Regions from separate parts of the Homo sapiens genome. Here region 1 is linked to region 2. Evidence: read pairs that join two places in POLR2A ChIA-PET (ENCODE). Cell type or tissue: Caco-2. All regions are shown on one strand. Links, peaks and the distances in the headings refer to the core of each region. The heading gives the core; the rest is flanking DNA.

Region 1 (2,911 bases), core at 150-2,649, 80 kb after region 2:
TTAAGCCAAATATTAAAACCTTTTTAATGGAAATTATTTACTATGCCACCCTCATGGGAATTGCTTTAGTCTACTATTTGCAGAAGGACTATATACTGTAGTACCCTCAGGGTGGAATATCGGACACAGAGTCTCAATTACCGTAGCATTTGGCTTAGTTATTATCCTCATACCAGGAATAACAGTTGCTAACAAACAAATAACACATGGGTCTTCCCAAACATGCGCCTCTGCCTGTCATTGGGAAAAAAATGTTGATTCTGTCTCAACCAATTAGGCCTAATAAGAAACGCTGCTGAAGGCCAGGCGCAGTGGCTCACGCCTGTAATTCCAACACTTTGGGAGGCCGAGGCAGACGGATCACGAGATCAGGAGATCAAGACCATCCTGGCTAAGACAGTGAAGCCCCGTCTCTGCTAAAAATACAAAAAATTAGCCGGGCGTGGTGGCGCGTGCCTGTAGTCCCAGCTACTTGGGAGGCTGGGGCAGGAGAATGGCATGAACCTGGGAGGTGGAGCTTGCAATGAGCTGAGATCGCGCCACTGCACACCAGCCTAGGCGACAGAGCGAGACTCCGTCTCAAAAGAAAAAAAAAAAAAAAAACGCTGCTGAAAAGCCTAGGACTAATGTTTTTACCCTTTATGGCCATTTCGTAGACAACTACCAAAACATCTACACACAATATTGCTCCTGCAGGCAATCCAAGACCAAAAAACTCTCCGTGTCTCCCCTCCACCCCACAACAGCAGGAAGTAGCCAGAAAGAACACGTCGCCCCTTGTCCTTTTACAACTATAGGGTCTGGAATGACAGAGCAGAAGCACTGTCATCTTGGACAAACCCCACCACTTTAAGTTCCAGCTCCCTCTCTAGCCTCTTACATTTCAAGGATATCACTTATCTTCTAACTACAAGCAGCCAGAAAGAGCAGGCAGTAAAACACAGATAAGACAGCTCGGGCACAGAGGGAAATAGGGGGAAAGTCTGTTGGGTAATTGCCAAACTTCACCCTCATACAATGGGCCCCAGTAAAACAGTGGGGCCTTACTTAATAAGCACATTCCTTTCCCTTCAGGTGCACTGAAACAGGGAAGCCAAAGGCAGACTCCCGGTGGGGGTTTTTGGGGGGCGGGTATGCCTGCAGCTGCAAGAAGATGTATGGGGACAGACACGCAACTCTCCCTCCCAGATAAGCACAACAAAGAGACACAGAAGCAGTCCAAGCCTCTGATAAACTCTCCCACCCTGAATCCTTAAAACTCTTAGTCTGGGCTGAGCTCGGTGGCTCATGCCTGTAATCCCAGTATTTTGGGAGACTGAGGTGGGCAGATCACGAGGTTCGAGACCAGCCTGGCCAACATGGTGAAACCCCGTCTCTACTAAAAAATACAAAAATTAGCCGGGCATGGTGGCACATGCCTGTAATCCCAGCTACTCAGGAGGCTGAGGCAGGAGAATAGCTTGAACCTGGGAGGCAGAGGTCGCAGTGAGCCGAGATCACGTCATTGCACTCCAGCCTGGGCAACAAGAGCGAAACTCTGTCTCAAAACAAAAACAAGAAACAAACAAACAACCCAAAAACAAAAAAACCTCTTAGTCTGTAAGAGAGTTTGCCTCTGACTCAACTTGCCTGGAATACTCCTCTCAGGTTTGTTTTCTCTAAAATAAACCTGTGTTGACTGGCAAGCCAACTTTTGTGTTTCTTTCCTCTTTATTTCTTACAGGCCTCCCAACATGCTGGGATTACAGGCGTGAGCCACTGCACCTGGCCTAACTGAAACTTAAAACACATTTTCCCGGCCGGGCTCAGTGGCTCACGCCTGTAATCCCAGCACTTTGGGAGGCTGAGGCGGGCAGATCACGAGATCAAGAGTCCAAGACCAGCCTGGCCAACATGGTGAAACCCCATCTCTACTTAAAATACAAAAATTAGCCAGGCATGGTGGCGCATGCCTGTAGTCCCACCTACTAGGGAGGCTGAGGCAGGAGGATGGCTTGAACCCAGGAGGTGGAGGTTGCAGTGAGCCAAGATCATGCCGCTGCACTCCAGCCTGGGCAACAGAGTGAGATTCTGTCTCAAAAAAAACAAAAACAAACAACAACAACAACAAAAAAAAAAAACACACAGACACATTTTCCCTTTAGCATTGCTTCTAAAATTCAAAAATGAGCTGTCCTAGGGAAAGGGAACAAGGACTGCCCTAGGACATGTTGAAGAATGTGGAAAATGTTTCATATTTAAAATGTTGATTCATTGATTGATTGAGACAGGGTCTCACTCTGTTACCCAGGGTGGAGTGCAGTGGTGTGATCATGGCTCACTGCAGTCTCAAACTCCTGGGGTCCAGTGATCCCTCTCACTTCAACCTCCCAAGTAGCTGGGATTACAGGTGTGCACCATCATGCCCAGCTAACTTTGTCATTTTTTTGTAGAGACAGGGATCTCGCTATGTTGCCCAGGCTGGTCTTGAACTCCTGAGCTAAAGCAATTCTCCTGCCTCAGCCTCCCAAAATGCTGGGATTACAGGTGTGAGTCATTGCACCTGGCAGGGAAGCATTTCAAAGTCAGCTACATCTTGACTTTGACTATTCAGAATATTTAAAAATGAATAAGTAGTAAGAAATAAAGAACAAAGGTACCATGAAACAAAGATTGGGCCCTTGGGTCTTTATAGGAATAACTTTTTCGGGGGGCAGGGATGGGGGTAGGCTCTGTCGTCCAGACTGGAGTGCAGTGGCCCGATCATAGCTCACTACAGCCTGGGAATCCCGGGCTCCTGGGCTCAAGTGATCTTCCTACCACAGCCTCCCAAAGTGCTGGGATTCCAGATATGAGCCACCAGCCTGGCCTTTTAAAACAATTATTTGGGCTGGGCATGGTGGCTCACGCCTGTAATCCCAGCACTTTGGGA
Region 2 (2,911 bases), core at 230-2,729:
CAACATGGTGAAACCCCGTCACTACTAAAAATACAAAATTAGCTGGGCGTGGTGGCGCACGCCTGTAATCCCAGCTGCTTGGGAGGCTGAGGCAGGAGCATCACTTGAATCCAGGAGGCGGAGGTTGCAGTGAGCCAAGATCACACCACTGCACTCCAGCTTGGGCCACAGAGCAAGACTCCATCTCAAAAAAACAAACTTTTTTTTAATTAAAAAGAAATTGATTCTCCTTCTAGAATAATAGTTCTGGAAGCCAGAAGTCTGAAATCAAGGTGTCTACAGGGTTAGTACCTTCTTGGGGGCTCAGAGGCAGAAAGTGTTCCATGCCTCCTTGCTGTTCCTCAGCTTGTAGATGTGTCATTCCAGTCTCTGTCTCCATCTTCACACGGCCTTCTTCTCTCTGTGTATCTATTTTTTTTTATTTTTCATGTTTTACATTTTATTTATTATTTATTTATTTTTGTGAGATAGTGTCTCACTCTGTCTCCCAGGCTGGAGTGCAGTGACACAATCATAGCTCACTGCAGCCTCCACCTCTCCAGGCTCAGGTGATCTTCCCACCTCAGCCTCCCACACGTGCCGCCACACTCAGCTAATTTTTTTTTTTTTTTTTGTAGAGATAGTGTTTTACTATGTCGCCCGGGTTGGTCTTGAACTCCTGGACTCAAGTAATCCTCTTGCCTCGGCCTCCCAATTTGTTGGGATTACAGGCACGAGTCACTGCACCCAGTAGTATCTAATTTGTAAAGATGAGGTCTCGCTGTGTCGCCCAGGCTATAGTGCAGTGGTGTGATCATAGCTCATGAACTAGTTCATAGCCTTAAACTCCTGGGTTCAAGCAATCCTCCCAGCCTCAGCCTCCTGAGTATCTGGGACTACAGGTGCATGCCACCAAGCTGGGCTAATTTTTAAAAAAGTGTTTGTTGATCAGGCATGGTGACTCATTTCTGTAATGCCAGCACTTTGGGAGATTGAGGTGGAAGGATTCTTGAGCTCAGGTGTTTGAGATAAAAATTTTAAAAAATAGCCAGGCATGCTGGCGCTCACCTGTAGTCTTAGCTACTCAAGAGGCTGAGGATTGCTTAAGACCAGGAGATCCAGGCTGCAGTGAGCTATGATTGCACCATTGCACTGCACTCCAGCCTGGGTGACAGAGTGAAACCATGCCTCAGGGGGAAAAAAAAGTGTTTTTGTAGAAACAGGTTCTCACTATGTTGCCCAACCTCGTCTCAAACTCCTTGCCTCAAGCGATCCTCCCACCTTGGCCTCCCAAGTAGTTGGGATTACAGGTGTAAGCCATTGCATCTGGCTACACAGCCTTCTCAAAAGAACACTCATCACTGGATGGGAGCCTACACTAATCCGGGATGACCTCATCTTAACTTAGTTACATCTACGAAGACCCTGTTTCCAAATAAGGTCACATTCACCAGTTTCAGGGTTTAGGACTTGAGCATACCTTTTAAGGGGACACAATTCTATCCACTCCAGTTACATGGTTATTTTAATGTGTATTAGAAACAAGTGTTACATAACAGAGCATCAAGCCTATGACTTCTTAGAGGTTGTTGATGTTGATCCAAAATTGTCTTTTAAAACACAATTTATGTCAGGGAAAACAGAAGTGTGGGAAAGAAATGTTTAGTAACAGCAGCTCACCAAGGTTTAACATGGCAGAGATCATAAGGGTGAGGCATAATTGACTCTGGATTGGAAATGCTGGTGGACAGGGAAATCCTGGCTTGGAAAAGGGGCGTGTTCATACGGACAGTCACTTTTTTATTTTTTTATTTATTTATTTTTTTGAGACGGAGTCTCACTCTGTCGCCCAGGCTAGAGTGCAGTGGCACAACCTCTGCTCACTGCAAGCTCCGCCTCTCGGGTTCACGCCATTCTCCTGCCTCAGCGTCCTGAGTAGCTGGGACTACAGGCACCTGCCACCACGCCTGGCTAATTTTTTTTTTGTATTTTTAGTAGAGACAGGGTTTCACCGCATTAGCCAGGATGGTCTCGATCTCCTGACCTCGTGATCCACCCGCCTCGGCCTCCCAAAGTGCTGGGATTACAGGCGTGAGCCACCGCACCCGGCTGGACAGTCACTCTTAATATCTACCCCAAGTCTTTCATGCTGCTATTTCAGGCCATTTCTGAGGGCTGCTGAGAGTCATGTCTGTTGGGTTTCGGGGTTTTCCTCTTGGGCTCTGGGTAAAGATGGAAGCTCCCCAGGTGAATGGGAGGAGGCTTTCTGGGCCAGCTCTCCCCTAGAGAGGAAGAGTCCCTGCCCTTTCCGCTGCTATTGCATCGAGTCTTTCCTTCTGTGACTGGGTCTTGGCGTCGTGCCTCCTCTCCCTTTAGATGTGGATGAATGCGAGGTTGGAGGACACAACTGTGACAGTCACGCCTCCTGTCTCAACATCCCGGGGAGTTTCAGCTGTAGGTGCCTGCCAGGCTGGGTGGGGGATGGCTTCGAATGTCACGGTGAGTACCTGGGGGCAGGGAGTGGGGGCAAAGCAGTAGAGGTAGGTGGGGGGCAAGGCGGTGGGGGGCAAGGCAGTGGGAGGGTGGGATCCGGGAGTGTCTGCAGGGGGGCAGTCAGGGTTGGAGGGTTGATGGGTCTTTCTCCCTTCTGCGCCCACCCAATGCACACACCATGGGGTGGGGGGTCTGGGCTCCATCTCCTGCAGACCTGGATGAATGCGTCTCCCAGGAGCACCGGTGCAGCCCAAGAGGTGACTGTCTCAATGTCCCTGGCTCCTACCGCTGCACCTGCCGCCAGGGCTTTGCCGGGGATGGCTTCTTCTGCGAAGGTGAGATTAGAGGGGTGGGAGGGCAGGGGCCCTAGAGGGACAGCCACGGGGGCTGAATTCACGGTGGCTGCCATGGTCACTCGACCTCCTGACTCCTTCTGACT

Evidence for each region. ChIA-PET counts read pairs that join two places held together with the same protein. Peaks named below come from ENCODE experiments on the same cell type or tissue, not always from the same donor. Only the 100,000 strongest peaks of a DNase experiment are listed, where the experiment ranks them.
Region 1: POLR2A ChIA-PET joins it to region 2 with 8 read pairs; 3 of 35 experiments call an interaction of 5 or more read pairs at or near these places.

What each region holds. Positions count from the first base shown.
Region 1 is chr19:8,031,590-8,034,500 of GRCh38, reverse strand. No RefSeq gene overlaps it. Among named protein-coding and RNA genes, the nearest start is that of CCL25, 20 kb to the left of the region's middle. In Caco-2, for the core only: no CTCF peak of the experiment used is centred there; DNase peaks (open chromatin) are centred at 510 and 1,110.
Region 2 is chr19:8,111,544-8,114,454 of GRCh38, reverse strand. It overlaps FBN3 (fibrillin 3), which reads left to right. Exons shown (of 64, transcript NM_032447.5): 31 at 2,356-2,478; 32 at 2,685-2,807. Among named protein-coding and RNA genes, the nearest start is that of FBN3, 37 kb to the left of the region's middle. In Caco-2, for the core only: no CTCF peak of the experiment used is centred there; a DNase peak (open chromatin) is centred at 1,174.